Regions from separate parts of the Homo sapiens genome. Here region 1 is linked to region 2. The links are chromatin contacts, found by Hi-C or POLR2A ChIA-PET in ENCODE. All regions are on one chromosome and are shown on one strand. The core of a region is the stretch at or near the end of the contact, and the rest is flanking DNA. Distances in the headings are between cores, read along the strand shown.

The links. Hi-C counts contacts between places; a loop is a spot of excess contacts on that map. ChIA-PET counts read pairs that join two places held with the same protein, here RNA polymerase II (POLR2A). Pooled maps may share reads with other maps.
Region 1: a map of mammary epithelial cell shows a loop between it and region 2 (4-fold over the local background). The contact joins two enhancer-like sites. A Hi-C loop is called at or near these places in 23 of 168 maps with a recorded cell type or tissue (A673, Calu3, G401 and 17 more) and 7 of 50 pooled maps. POLR2A ChIA-PET finds 5 or more read pairs at or near these places in 11 of 52 experiments (AG04449, BJ, IMR-90 and 8 more).

The regions. Positions count from the first base shown.
Region 1 is chr22:35,833,439-35,840,351 of GRCh38, reverse strand. The region is part of intron 2 of RBFOX2 (RNA binding fox-1 homolog 2); the gene reads left to right. It also overlaps the pseudogene RPL41P3. Among named protein-coding and RNA genes, the nearest start is that of APOL5, 120 kb to the right of the region's middle. Within about 2 kb of position 4,336, at least 27 of the 41 ENCODE cell types and tissues checked have a DNase peak (open chromatin) inside an H3K27ac peak, as active enhancers do; they include PC-3, PC-9 and mammary epithelial cell, where a contact is called at or near this core.
Region 2 is chr22:35,779,219-35,785,767 of GRCh38, reverse strand. RBFOX2 (RNA binding fox-1 homolog 2) reads left to right here. Exons shown (of 14, transcript NM_001349999.2): 4 at 4,022-4,168. Among named protein-coding and RNA genes, the nearest start is that of APOL5, 65 kb to the right of the region's middle. Within about 2 kb of position 1,432, at least 3 of the 41 ENCODE cell types and tissues checked have a DNase peak (open chromatin) inside an H3K27ac peak, as active enhancers do; they include PC-3, PC-9 and mammary epithelial cell, where a contact is called at or near this core.

The sequences.
Region 1 (6,913 bases), core at 3,087-5,586, 52 kb before region 2:
AACGGTATAAAGAGAGATCAATTACCCACCCTTAAATAGCTAGATTGGGGGGGGAGGGGGGTGGAAAAGAAAGCTGTGGAGGTGTGCCCCAGCACGGCTGCTTTGAAAGGTTTATCATCTATCCGTTTGGTTTATGGAGAAAAAGAAAATGGTAACTCAGGTAAGATTTGTGCTTCCTCGGCATGTTTCTTTTCTCCTCTCTGGGATCTAAATAAAGGTTTGAGGGTGGAGTATAGTAAGAAGAGTTTTAATCATTATTGTCTTCTTAGAACAGACCAGATTTATTGTTATCAGCTGAAAAGTCTGTGTCTGTTGAGTCCGTTTATGTGTGTGTTATGTATCCGTATCCTTTCTTCCCCCTCCCTCAACTCCATAGCAGATTCCTGTTTCCTGTACTGTGCAGCTGTAGCTCAGGAAAGACCCTGTGGGGATTTGTCTACCTCTTTGTCTTGGTTCTGAGAAGAGGGAGGGAGAGAAAGACTGCAGAGGTAGGAAGAGATTCTTGTAGACTGCCAAAAAGAGGGGAGCAGGATTCCTTTTAAGAATTTCAGAAGAATTTGTGTTATAGGGAAATCTGATTCCTTGTTCACTTTGGTTTCTCAGGATTGGCTATGGAATTGTAGTTTTGCTGTTACTCTAAACTGCTTATTAAAAATGAAGGTTAGAAAAGAATGTTTCATTTTCATGCCTTTGTTACTGGCAAAGAAAATTTTCAGTAGGAGCATTCAGGTGTGACAGAGGCAGGTAGAGCCCTCCTTGACAGGAGAACGAATCTGAATGTATAAATCACAATCACACAGGCTTTAAAATACATTTGAAGGAGAGAGAGTAGGAAATGGAAGATACCTCTCCTCCCTCTGTCTCCCCTCTCGTTTTTCTCTCTTCTCTTCTCTCTCTCCCACTCCCACTCACTCTCTCCCCCAACCCCCTCAATCCCCCTTTCTCTCCTCATCCTTTTCCCCTCTTTCTCCCTGCCTCTTTTTGGTTATGCCAGGCAATATCTAATCTGCATTTTAGCAAGTCATTCCTGACAAATGGAAAGGTGAATGCTCTTCCACAGTTCTCCCTGGCAAGGCAATTTTTCTTGTTAGCATCCTTCTGTACGCTCCATTACCCTTTTTCCTTTATGTATAGGTTAAGAGGAAATGATGAGGCTCTGATTTATCAATGAGAAATCATTTACACTGTAGGACATTCAAATCCTTTAGTCTCAGACTTAAGATCAGTTTCACTCCAGGTTTCTATGCTCTGTGGAAATTTCATCACTGGACAGTGCTTTCCTTTTAAGGAGGTTGCCCTTTTTTTGTGTTCTCTCTTCTCTTCCTCTCCCAGTAACCACCGGAGGGCGAGAGAGCCAGCTAGTTATCAGGATGGAGGCATCATTTTAGGAGCTGGAATCCTGTTTAGTTATATAATGCCCTGCAGTGCTGTTTGGAAGGAGGGAAACCTGTAGGGATATTTTCCCATTGGGACCCAGAGGAAAGAAGTTTCAAATATATCTTTTCAAAGTAATTTTTCACCAAATCTGAGTTTAGAAAATTTCAACAAACTCCTTCCTCTTTTGGAAAAGCGGAGAAGCTTTTGAAATGTTTCTCTTCCATGTGTTATCCCCTCATCATCAGTCTAATTACCTCTTTTGAAATACTGCTTTATGCTCTCGGCCTTAGCGCCATTTTTTTGGAAACCTCTGTGCCATGAGAGCCAAGTGGAGGAAGAAGCGAATGCGCAGGCTGAAGCGCAAAAGAAGAAAGATGAGGCAGAGGTCCAAGTAAACCGCTAGCTTGTTGCACCGTGGAGGCCACAGGAGCAGAAACATGGAATGCCAGACGCTGGGGATGCTGGTACAAGTTGTGGGACTGCATGCTACTGTCTAGAACTTGTCTCAATGGATCTAGAACTTCATCGCCCTCTGATCGCCGATCACCTCTGAGACCCACCTTGCTCATAAACAAAATGCCCATGTTGGTCCTCTGCCCTGGACCTGTGACATTCTGGACTATTTCTGTGTTTATTTGTGGCCGAGTGTAACAACCATATAATAAATCACCTCTTCCGCTGTTTTAGCTGAAGAATTAAAAAAAAAAAAAGAAAAGAAATACTGCTTTATTTTTTAAAAAAAATTTACATAAAAGATAAATCCTGTTTCTGGATTCTCTTTTTGCTTGGGAGATGATACTTGCTTAACCTTAGAGCCCTCATTCAATTTTTATTAACTGGCAATATTAGAGGGTAACAGCTCTCTTCTTGCTTAGCAATTACTGAAGGCTTTTCAATGACTTGACTTTTCATTATTTATTTTTTAAACTAGTGAAAGAATGATCTAAAATGGAAATTTTTATGATGAGTTTTCTATTGCCTCTTGGAACATTTCCCCTTAGTTTCTAGAGGAGCTGGTAAGTGTAGTGTGTGTGACCATTAAGTTAGAGTGCACATGCTTATGCACACTTAATATTGTGGTCGTAATAATTAGTATTTAAAGAAGCCATAAGTTTAGGAATGAAGTAGAAGAAATAAATGGAAACTGGAAAGAGAGATTCTGGGGTGCTTAATAATTCTAATAATAAAATCACCTGTTTTATCAGGATGTGCTAAATATTGAAGAAAAGTTATGAGTTTTTGCCCATCCTGAAATTATACAACTGGCAAGGATAGAATATCAAATTTGTGAATTTTCAGTATTCCAGCGTATTTGTTTTGTTGTATATACTTTCTGTGTTAATGTAATGTACATAGTTGTTAGTAATCTAGGGGGAAAACAATCAAAGGAAATAACCAGCTGGGCCAAGTCTTTCATTTGTCCTGTGGTTGTGTTGTGTTGTGCCTGCGTGTGTGTGTGTGTGTGCACATGTGTGTGTGTGTGTGTTTGAGCCAGACATCCAATCCCAACATTTGATAATGACCTGTCACATAAGCTTTCTCAATATAGAATGTCTATACTGGTGGTTAGGCCTGGGTTTTCAAAGTTAAACGGTTTATTACAATGTAAGAGCGATGTATGGATGTGTTTTCACTGTTTTGCTACTTAGGTTCTTTGCATCTTCAGATGATACCATCTCTGTAGTCCCCAGTTTCCATTGCTCAGCTGTTGGAAAAGGGCTTTCAGTGAATGACTTTTTCATCATACCATATTAGATCCTTGTCAGTATTTGCACAGTGTATGCGCTTTATTATTACATATGCTCTACTTTTATAGGGCCTGTTTTTGTTTTAATTATCAAACTACTCTGTCATTTATAGTAAGTAATCAGTGCTCTGCTAAAAAGCAAATGGCAATTTAATCACAAAATTCTAATATAGCCGATAGACATGCTTATGTGATACTTAAAACGTTAATTTTATCGGCTGTTCATGTGTATGTTGTAGGAGTATTTCACTGAGATCTCTTATTTTTTGGGCATATAGACCAGATTATTGCATCTCATATTTATGAAAATAGCAATATGGAATATGAAGGAAAGATAAATCATTCTTGTACTATGTGTAAAATTCGAAAAACAAAATTGCAAATGACTTCAACACTAATTAGTAAAAAATAAATGTTTAGCCAAACTCAAATTCAGTTATACTATCTATTGTTGAAAGGGAAAGTGTACTAGGCAGAGAGGAAAAGATTTTACAGTATGGATGTGAAAGAAAATTTTTGTACTCTACTATGGTATAAGACTGCCAGTTTCTGTGGAACACAAAGCCCTCCCTTTCTTGGACAGCTCAGTGCTTTGCTGGCATTTTCTTCAAAATCTGTTTTCCATCAGGACCAAGAGGAGGGAAGGTGTTAGGAATAAGGGAGGTTGGAAAGGGGGTTGCTGTTCCTTTAAATAGTGCAGTGAGTCCATGTGGCAGCAGGCCGCTCTGGAGTGTATTCTTTTGTAATGAATCACCAGTTCCATTGTCTGCTATCTCCCCTCTTTGTAGCTGGAAGGCTGAAGTCTTTCACCTGAGCTGCTGCCAGTTCGCTCTTCTGTTCCTGGGTGGTTGGGAGAAGAGAAGAGGGAGGGTATTTTATGCTTTAATTAAAGACAGATAAGAGAGCAGGTATGTTTTGCTTTGTTTCATTTTCTCTTTTCCTGTTTTTGTTTGTCTGGTTTTTGAAAGGAGTTGGAGTAGAGAATCTATTCTGTGATTTTGCTAAGCATATCCCATTTTCTTTGAATTCTGGAGGTCCTCTCAGCATTTAGTCTCCATTTTGTGGCACTGCTTTAAAGTGATTCCATTCGGTTGCCTGCCAGTCATGCTCCCTTGCCACTCGAACCTTATCCCACCCTTCATCCACGGAGCTGCAGCCACACTGTTTGTTTTGGCACACTTTCCACTTTCTATGGGCTTTGCAGGATTTGGGGAGTTGGAGGATAGGCGGGGATTGTGGGTTGGAGACTGAATTTATGTTCCTTTACAATGAAAAAAAAAAGCCTCACTTTTTCCAGAGATTTGGTTTCTTTCTGAATTCTTCTACATTGCTCCATATCTTCAGTTATAATCATTTCTTCGCTGAGGCCAAGATTGTCTCTTGAAAAGTATTGCTTTTCTAAAAATTACTTAGCTTTCTTGAAAAGATAAACAGAATTTCATAAATGAAGCTATGATGAAATCCGAGCAATCTTGACTCATTAAATTGTTTTTTCCGTCTTAGTCACCCCCTAATCACACACACTTTTCTCTTTCTTTTTTGGCCCCCTTCTCTATTTTTTCCTTTATCTTTCTCCTTAGCTTTGCAATTGAGTCTAGGTAAGCTTAATATTTGACAACCTATTACTTAAATTTGTATTGCTACAGGAGACATCTTCATATTGAACAGTAATGACATTCCTCATTCCTCTCAGTGATAAGGCATAAGCTCAAATTCCTGGTTTTGTTCCTCCAGTTTTCTGTTCTCCCCTGAGAAATTCCAAACTCTGATCTACACAGATTGCCATATGTAAACAATTTTATCTCTCTCAAATTTGAACTTTTCATCATGTAATTCCTTACCTAGGGGTTGTTTCTTGGACATCTGTTTATGGTAGACAGATAGTTTCTGGGAACCAGTCATACTAGGTGATACAGCCCCCCCTTACCCACCCTGGTCTCCTTCTGGTATACCATTCCTCTCCGGGATCTGACATTATTGGTATCCCACATGTTCCCTTCCGAAGTCATAATTCCTCACTCTTTTTTTTCAACATTTCCAAACCACTGTCAAATCTTTTTTGAACATTTCCTCCCAACATTTTGTATGTGAAATTTGCCAGGCACAAATACAAGGCTCCCCTGCAGTAAATACTTTGCTCTTTTGATTGTAGCACCTTTCTTAGTGGGCTCCAGTGTTCAACCTCTTCTAGGCAGTGAGAAATGCTGCATTCTGCCATCACAATGTATTGTGTCTATTCCCCAGACTCTTAAATGTTTCTCTATTACTATTAGAATGATTAAATTCAGGAAACTAATTCATTAGAGGTCATTGCCAGAGTGAATCATTTAAAATGCAAGTCTGATTTTGTCATTCCTGTGCTTATACCTTACAGTTGCTCCCCTTCAGTCTCTGAATAAAATCCTGTGACCCTGCATGATCAGGAACCTGGCTGTCTCTCTAGTCTCATCTCCTGCCATCCTTTTCTTTCTGTATTTCATTCTAATGACACTGGCCTCTTTGCTGTTCTCTTAACATGCCTAAGACCCTCCTGCTCAGGACCCTTCTGCTTTTCTCCCTGCCCAAAATGTCTTCCCACTGGTACCCATATGGTTTGTTCTACTCTTGAATATTTCTTCTCAAGGGCGACCTCTCCCTTAACTTTCCTAGCTAAACCAGCACTCCCTCATCACTCCTACCTTCATTCTGCTTTGTCTTCACTTGTCACTGATTTTAGTTCTTACCGTTGATTGTTATATGTTTGTTTGTTGTCTGTCTCCTCCCCGACCCCAAACAGAAGCTCCCTGAGATCAGGATCCTCGTCAGCAGTCTGTTGTATTCCCAGTGTGTAGAACAGTGCCTGGCACATAGTCATAATAAAAATAGCTAATCTTTATATATGCTTATGATGCATTAATATCAGATACCGTTCTAAGCACTTTACCCTCATTAACTCATTGAATCCTCTCAGCAGCTCTGTGTTATCTCCATTGTACAAAAGAGGAAACTAGGCATATGACGGTTAAGTAACTTGCCCAAGTTCAGACAGCTACTAAGAGATGTTGTGGGGAATGATATCCAGACAGACTGGCTTAGAAATTGATATTCTTAACCACTGTACTCTAATGCCCCTTGTAGGTATTGGGTATTCAGTAAATATTTGTTGAATGTGTGAATAAATTAATTTAGTTGAGACTCTGATTCATTTCTGAAATTTCCATCCCTGACTTAAGACTTTGATAAAACACTTGCAGTAATGGAATTCATTGTTGAATAAGATTACTTCATTCTTATAATATGTAATAAAGTATACATTATTCTATGATAAAAATATTAATATTATCTAATAATACTAAATAATAATGCAGAGCACATACTGTGCATTAAGCATTGTCTTAAGTGCTTTACATATTTTAGAGCATTTATTCCACTCAGCAGCCTTATATACTTACTCAGCAGTACTATTAATGTCCATGTTGTAGAAATTAGGAAACCCAAGGAGTTTGGCTCCAGCATTTCTGTTCTTAACCACCACTAATAATGACCATTATAAAAATGTTTTTGTTTTTTTATACCTACTTTGTGCCAGTCAATTTTACATACATAGCACATTTACAAACATAATTATTCATATTATGTATCACTTGTCAATCATCTTTGAGATAGGTGAGGTTTTTCCCATTTTTTGCAGGAGACTTTGAGATTCTAAAGATCAGGCAGCCTGGAAACAGAGAGAGATAGGTTTCAAACTGGAGATCTATTTAGTCCCAAATTCGCATGCTCTTCCATTATTCTGTGAACCTCATAAGA
Region 2 (6,549 bases), core at 183-2,682:
TCATAGCTCTTCCCTTTTCTGCTATTTTTATATCACATGAATCATTGCACATTTAAGCCATCTGCAAGGCCTGAATGGAATGAGATAAAAAGCTGCCATCACTTAAATTGACACTTGAAAAGCTGTTATTCATTTGGAGTTTATTCCTGATTATCCTTTATATTTTAAAGTTTCAAACTTCATTTCAAGATGGTTGCCAACATCTCTGAGCCAGAAGTATCTCTGATTCACAGCTTCTTTTAGCCTGAAAGTCAAAGGGAGGGGATGCATCCTGTCACCTAGAAGAATCTGTTGGGGACTCACTTCTATCTCATTTGAGAGAATAAGAACAGCAAGTTCCACTCCTGTTTTAAAAGTATGTTGGTTTAATCAGCTCAGCAAGCCATCGGGTTTGGCATGCACTTCATAGGGAATAGTAAAAACACAAGGCTCTTCGATTGCCAGATGAATACTTCAAAATTGCATGCCTAGAATGTGTCACACCTGTTAGATACTTATCAAAAATTTTCTCAACATAACTTTTTTGAGGATTTAGTGAAAAAAATAATTAGATAAATGCATGCTGGGATGTTGCAAAAGAGATTCATGATTAAAAATGCATATTCAGCCGGGTGTGATGGTGCGTACCTGTAGTGCCAGCCATTCGGGAGGCTGAGGTGGGAGGATCACTTGAACCCAGGAGGTTGAGGCTGCAGTGAGTTTTGATCTCGCTATTATACTTCAGCCTGGGGGACAGAGTGAGACACTGTCTCAATTGAAAAAAATAATAATAAAATAAAAATAAATAAATGCATGTCCACCCTTTGCAAGAGGCCTGGAGTGGGATCGCGCCCTCTGTGGAGTGGGTCGCCACCTCTGTCACGGTCCTCAAACCCTGCCACCGCCCTGGCCTAGGAGCCTGCCCCACCGCAGCGGCCGGCAACGCAGCAATCTGCCGGCGGTGGTCGCGGCCCCCGGGCCCTCTCACGGCAACCAGCTGCGGGCCTCCCGGGGCAAAAGCCCATGGGCCACCACCATGGCCCTCAAGATGGTGAAGGGCATCATCGACTGCATGTTCGACAAGAACCTGCAGGACTTGGTCCGCGGCTTCTAAAACCACAAGGAGGATGAGATTGAAGAAGAATGGGGATAGTGACCACCAAGCATCTGTCTTCATTGAAGGATGCCCATGCAGCCCTTGGGCAGTGGAAGCCTTAGAAAGTCTTCTACCTGAATGACTGCCTGACTGCCTGCCTGCCTCCCTGCGTGGACAGCAAAGGCTGGCCTGAAGGAGAGCAGCTGTCTGATACCGCACCACTCCCAATACCAGAGGCTATGTCGGGCATGAGGTGCCAGGAGGGCAGGGAGGTTAAGGAATTTGCCTGCAGGCACCCAGTCACCCTCAGCCCATGTGCCTCTCCGTGGGAACCTGAGTTCTTGCCTTATTGTTACACTTTTCCAGAAGTGGTGTGACTTCGCCTGCCTCTGGCCTAATGAGATCATTTTTGTTCATCTCCATCCCCTTTCCCTTGGTTTTCAGCATATCAGAAGCTCTCCCTAACTGCTTTGGTGACAATGTGTAACTAACTTATGTACTCTTCAGATTCTTTTGAGTTGAAGGCATAGCTGATTGGCCTGGATTTTATTTTACTGAGCGTGATTCACCAGATTGGAAATGTGGTTTGCTTCCTGGGAGGACTTTTTCTGCACAGGCAGGATCTCCCAGTGCCCGTCCCTGCCCGCTTCAGCGCATGTCACTGAGCAGCCTGTTCTGGCATCCTGAGGACGGGCCACGGGGTCTGTCCAGCAGAGGACCATGCATTGTAGTCTAGGGTGTGGTTTTCAGGGGGGTGTGCCTGTCTTCACTGGGAAGCCCCTGAGCCTGGATTTCTTCCTTTGGAATTGGTGTGAGTTGATAGTGCCTTCCTTACAGGCATGGGCCCATTCAAGCGGGTATTGGTGGTGGAAACATTTTTAGAGTAGTGTGGGGCCGTCCTTGAAAGTTCCAGGCTTCCTTGTGGGCCCTGCTATTGGCCAATCAGTGATTCCATGCAGGACACGTGGTGTCTGGGGGCCCTGGCTTTCTCATCAGAAGACCATCTTTATGGCCCGGAAGGTCATTATTCAGGTGTTCACTTCTGATTCCGGATGTTCTCTGCAGCTGCTGGAGTTTCCTGATTGGAGAACAGCAAATGACTGTTCAATGACCATTCTAGTGGTCACCCCCTCCACGCTGTGCCCCCCCAAACTCGCTTTTGAAAAGCAGCTACCCTGTAGACCTCATGTTGTAGGTTTTTCCCACCCACCACACCCAAAATGCAGACTCTTGGCGTGTGCTTTTTCTGCAGCAGTATAGTTTCAAAAAAAAGTTTTTATTTTGTAATATATTTTCACTTAAAACTTGAGTGTGGCATCATGGAAACAAGGCTTAGCAATGATTTTAAAAGCCACGTGGAAAGGCAGCGTGATTGAGTGGAAATCAGATGAAGTTTGGGAGATCTGAGTCCAGGTGCTCCGACTGGCTTAATGGGGTGGCCCACGGAGAGCTCCCTGTTCTGTCTCCTCCTGTGTAACATGGGAACATGGGATGAGTTGCCTCCCTCCTTGTGGAATGGTGCTGAGGATGCTGCAGCAAAAACGTGGTTTTCTGGAAGCACCAGAGTGCTCAAAGAGGTTGTTTAGTTCACTGTTTTCCGGTCCTCAGGCTGTGACCTCTTAGTGGGTTGTAAATTCAATTTACCGGGTTATGGTAGTTAAGAAAAAGGAAAACAAACTAGAAAATAACAGAGTGCAGGCACATACAGTAGCTGTCCTGTCTTGAAACTTTGATTTCTGCATGTGATTCTTGTGTGCATGTGTGAGCGTATTGGGTTACCATGCACAACCCATTAAAATGAGTGCAAAAAGTAAAAAATTAAAAAATAAATAAATAAATAAATGCATACCCACACTCATTTATACTCTTTAACTGTGGGTATGTGCAAATCTTGCATTTTTATGCTAATTAGCAGATGAGTCAGGGTCTCTAAAGCCTTTTCCAACAGTTAGATTCTCTCAATGCAGTTTGCTCTGGGCTGCAGAAGGTTGGGTTCCCCTGTACTAAAGTTAGCTGGAATTGCATAAGTTAGGGAGGAGAGTACAGATTTGTTTCAGAGTAAGAAGCTTCTTGGCCAGGCACGGTGGCTCACGCCTGTAATCCCAACACTTTGGAAGGCCAAGGCGGGCGGATCACAAGGTCAGGAGATCAAGACCATCCTAGCTAACAGGGTGAAACCCCGTCTCTACCAAAAATACAAAAAATTAGACGGGCGTGGTGGCAGGCACCTATCGTCCCAGCTACTCGGGAGGCTGAGGCAGGAGAATGGCGTGAACCCGGGAAGTGGAGCTTGCAGTGACCCGAGATTGCACCACTGCACTCGAGCCTGGGCGACAGAGCGAGACTCTGTCTCCAAAAAAAAGAAGCTTCTTCAGTTGTTGCTAGGTCTTTCCTCTTCATAAATAATATCATTATAATACTTTGGCAACATAGTAGTAGTAACTCTAGAGCTAATAGAGGGAATGAAATATAAAAATATTTCCTTATTTCATTTCCTTGAGAGAGCCTGAGATCATAGACCAAAAAATGAAGTGACCTCCATAACTAAGTACAACAGACTCTATTTTCAAAATAGAAATATCTTAAAAATAGAAAGTTCTAAGAGTCTAAGAATGAAGGAACTATTTTTGTATCTTCAGATCCTAATGTATCTCCATGTGATCTTGGGCAAGTCACTTAGTACTTCCGTGTTCGTTAGCTCCCATTTTGTTAGCATACTATAAATACTCAAAACACCAACATTTTGTTTGTAGACGGTAGCATTTAGAACATTAATAGCATCTTTGTGTTTTGTTGTTGCTGCTGTTGTTGTTGCTTTTGTCTTTGAAGGGACTACTGTGATTTTTGCTTAAACATACCCTGTTTGGGGATGATTGCTGTGGGGGGATAACTTTAATTATTTTAAAGTAATTGTGTATATTTTTCATTCTTTATTTCTTTGCTTAGCAGACAGAAGGTGGAGCACAGACAGACGGCCAGCAGTCACAGACACAAAGTAGTGAAAATTCAGAGAGTAAATCTACCCCGAAACGGCTGCATGTCTCTAATATTCCTTTCCGCTTCCGGGACCCTGACCTCCGGCAGATGTTTGGGGTAAGTCTCTGAAGTCTTTTTATGGATTTTACAATTAAAGTAGATTTTAATCCCCCAGATGTGTTATTAGTCATTATTACTTTAGGATTAAACTACAAATAGATTGAAAGAACCTGAGGTAAATCAGTCTTTTCATCAGTCTTTAGAAGCCTTTTTCTGTCATCCAGTCTGCTCTAGACATAGTCTTGCAGGTGGCTGCACACATAAGGTGGCGATATGACCCAGCTTGCTGTGACTGAGGGGTTTCTTGTGATGTGAGACTTTCAGTGCTGAAACCAGGATGGTCACCCTACTCACCTACCAAACTCAGTAAACATACCAATAATATGCTTAGTTTCATCTGCAAGAACAAACATGCACATTCTTTTAGAGCAATGATTCCTAAACTTGTTTGCACACTGGAAATTACCTGGGAAGCTTAAAAAATATTGATGCCTATGCCTGACATTCTAGGGTTGTGATTTAATTGGCCTGGAGTGTGGCTTGGGCTTTGGTATGTTTACAAAATCCCCAGCTGATACTAATGTGCACATAAGTTTGGGAACCATTGCTTATTCATCCTGTCGCCTTCTTTGTTTTTTCTTTACCTTCCATATAAGTCCAGCTCAATACTGCCTTCCTCTCCTCTTATCTCCCTCAACTCCAAGACCAAAGAAACTAGGTTCAGGGATGCGTTATTGCCACTCTCTACTTAGCTTTGTAATGTCTAAAAAGATTCACAATGTAGAGAATACAGGTTTAGAGGTGGCTTATTGAAGTGGAAAGAGTATAGATTTTGGAGTCAAAGAGCCTGGGTTCAAATTCTATTCGCATGTGAACTTTGGAATTCATGTAACCTTTTTGAATTTAAATATCATATTTATAAACATAGAGACAGTAATGTCTACCTTTCAGAGTGTTATAAATTAAATGAAATAACATTTGTGAAAACAGTACCTCAGTGTTTTGTTTTTATAATACGTTGTTGCTCATACTGCACAGTGTCAAGACCAATATCTAAAATCATTGTAGAGGATTGGTTTGCTACCTCTGATGTATTCTTTCAACTGTTTATTTCCTCCTGAATCACCATCATGAAAAAAAGTTAAATTGCAAAGATTTGAGTTGTTGGGAAGTTAGTGAATGGCTGCTAAGGATCTTAATTTTTTCTGAGCCTGCTTGTTATTGCTTTTTGAATTTGACCAAACTCTTAACCCAGAGATAATCAATAGTTTTTTTGTTTTTTTTTTTTGTTTGTTTGTTTTCTTTTTTAAATTCCACTAGGATAGCTGCCTGGTACTTTATTAGAAAAGCAGATGCTCTTCTTTAAGTCTTGGTTGTGGCCACTTCACGGTGACAAGACACTGGGGCAAAATTCTGTCATTTATAGCTGACTACTTGGATGTATTTTCCGCACTAAAGAGAAGGCCAGAGTTGAGATTTAATGATGTTCTTGAAGTATTTGAAGAGCTTTTACACAGAAAATGGTAACCAGATATTTTCCATTTTTTCTGAGAAGAGAGCAACAGAAAATAAAGGGCAGCATAAAGGACTTGGGTTACGCAGAAGAAACTTCTCGGGAGCATGAGTTATTAGGTTCTCTACTGAATTATTAGAGCTTATATAAAATCTTAGTCTCTGGAGGTCTGTGAGAATGGAGTACATTCTCATCTGCCAGAAGTGTGTTTTCTCTTGAGTCAGAGAAATAGTGTCCATTGCAGATCTGCCTAGGCCAGTTAGTGACTTCTTGAAATGTATTATGCCCTTCTCATAAGGCATAAAGTGCAAAAGAAATAATTTTTTCCTTACCAGAGATACCTAGTTGCTTTATTTTCTTCCACATTGTGACTCTCTGTTACTTAGAAGAACAGTAACGTTGGTAAAGAGCAGGCATCCATGCTCCATTTCATTAGCTTCATAAACTTGACAAATAGCTTCTTTTAGCCTCATTCGTCTTAACCATAAAAGGAGTGTGATCCTTACTCCAGAAGGATATTATAAGAATGCATTAGAAAATATAAAACAAAACAAACTCCAAAGCACCATACAAATCTTAGTTTTATAGGATAAGCATAAATGCCCTCCCATCTAAAATAAAACATTTTCCTTTTTCCGTGATTCTTCTATTAAACCAAACCAAGATGTCTTACTGTAGAAAACTTGGGTTATTAATACAAGTTTTTTGATAAAGATAGTAGGTGATTCAGTCCAATGGAACAGCATGATTTCTGTTTTGCTCTTTCCATTTTTCAGTTTTTTTTCACATTTCCCAAAGTCTGGTTTGAAACCCAAGTGAAGTAGATAATCAGGTATGACTCCAATACTCAGAGGGAAATATAAGCCAAAAAGATATCTGGAAATTTTCTGCATATACCTTCAATTCATTTCATCCAAGCATTGAT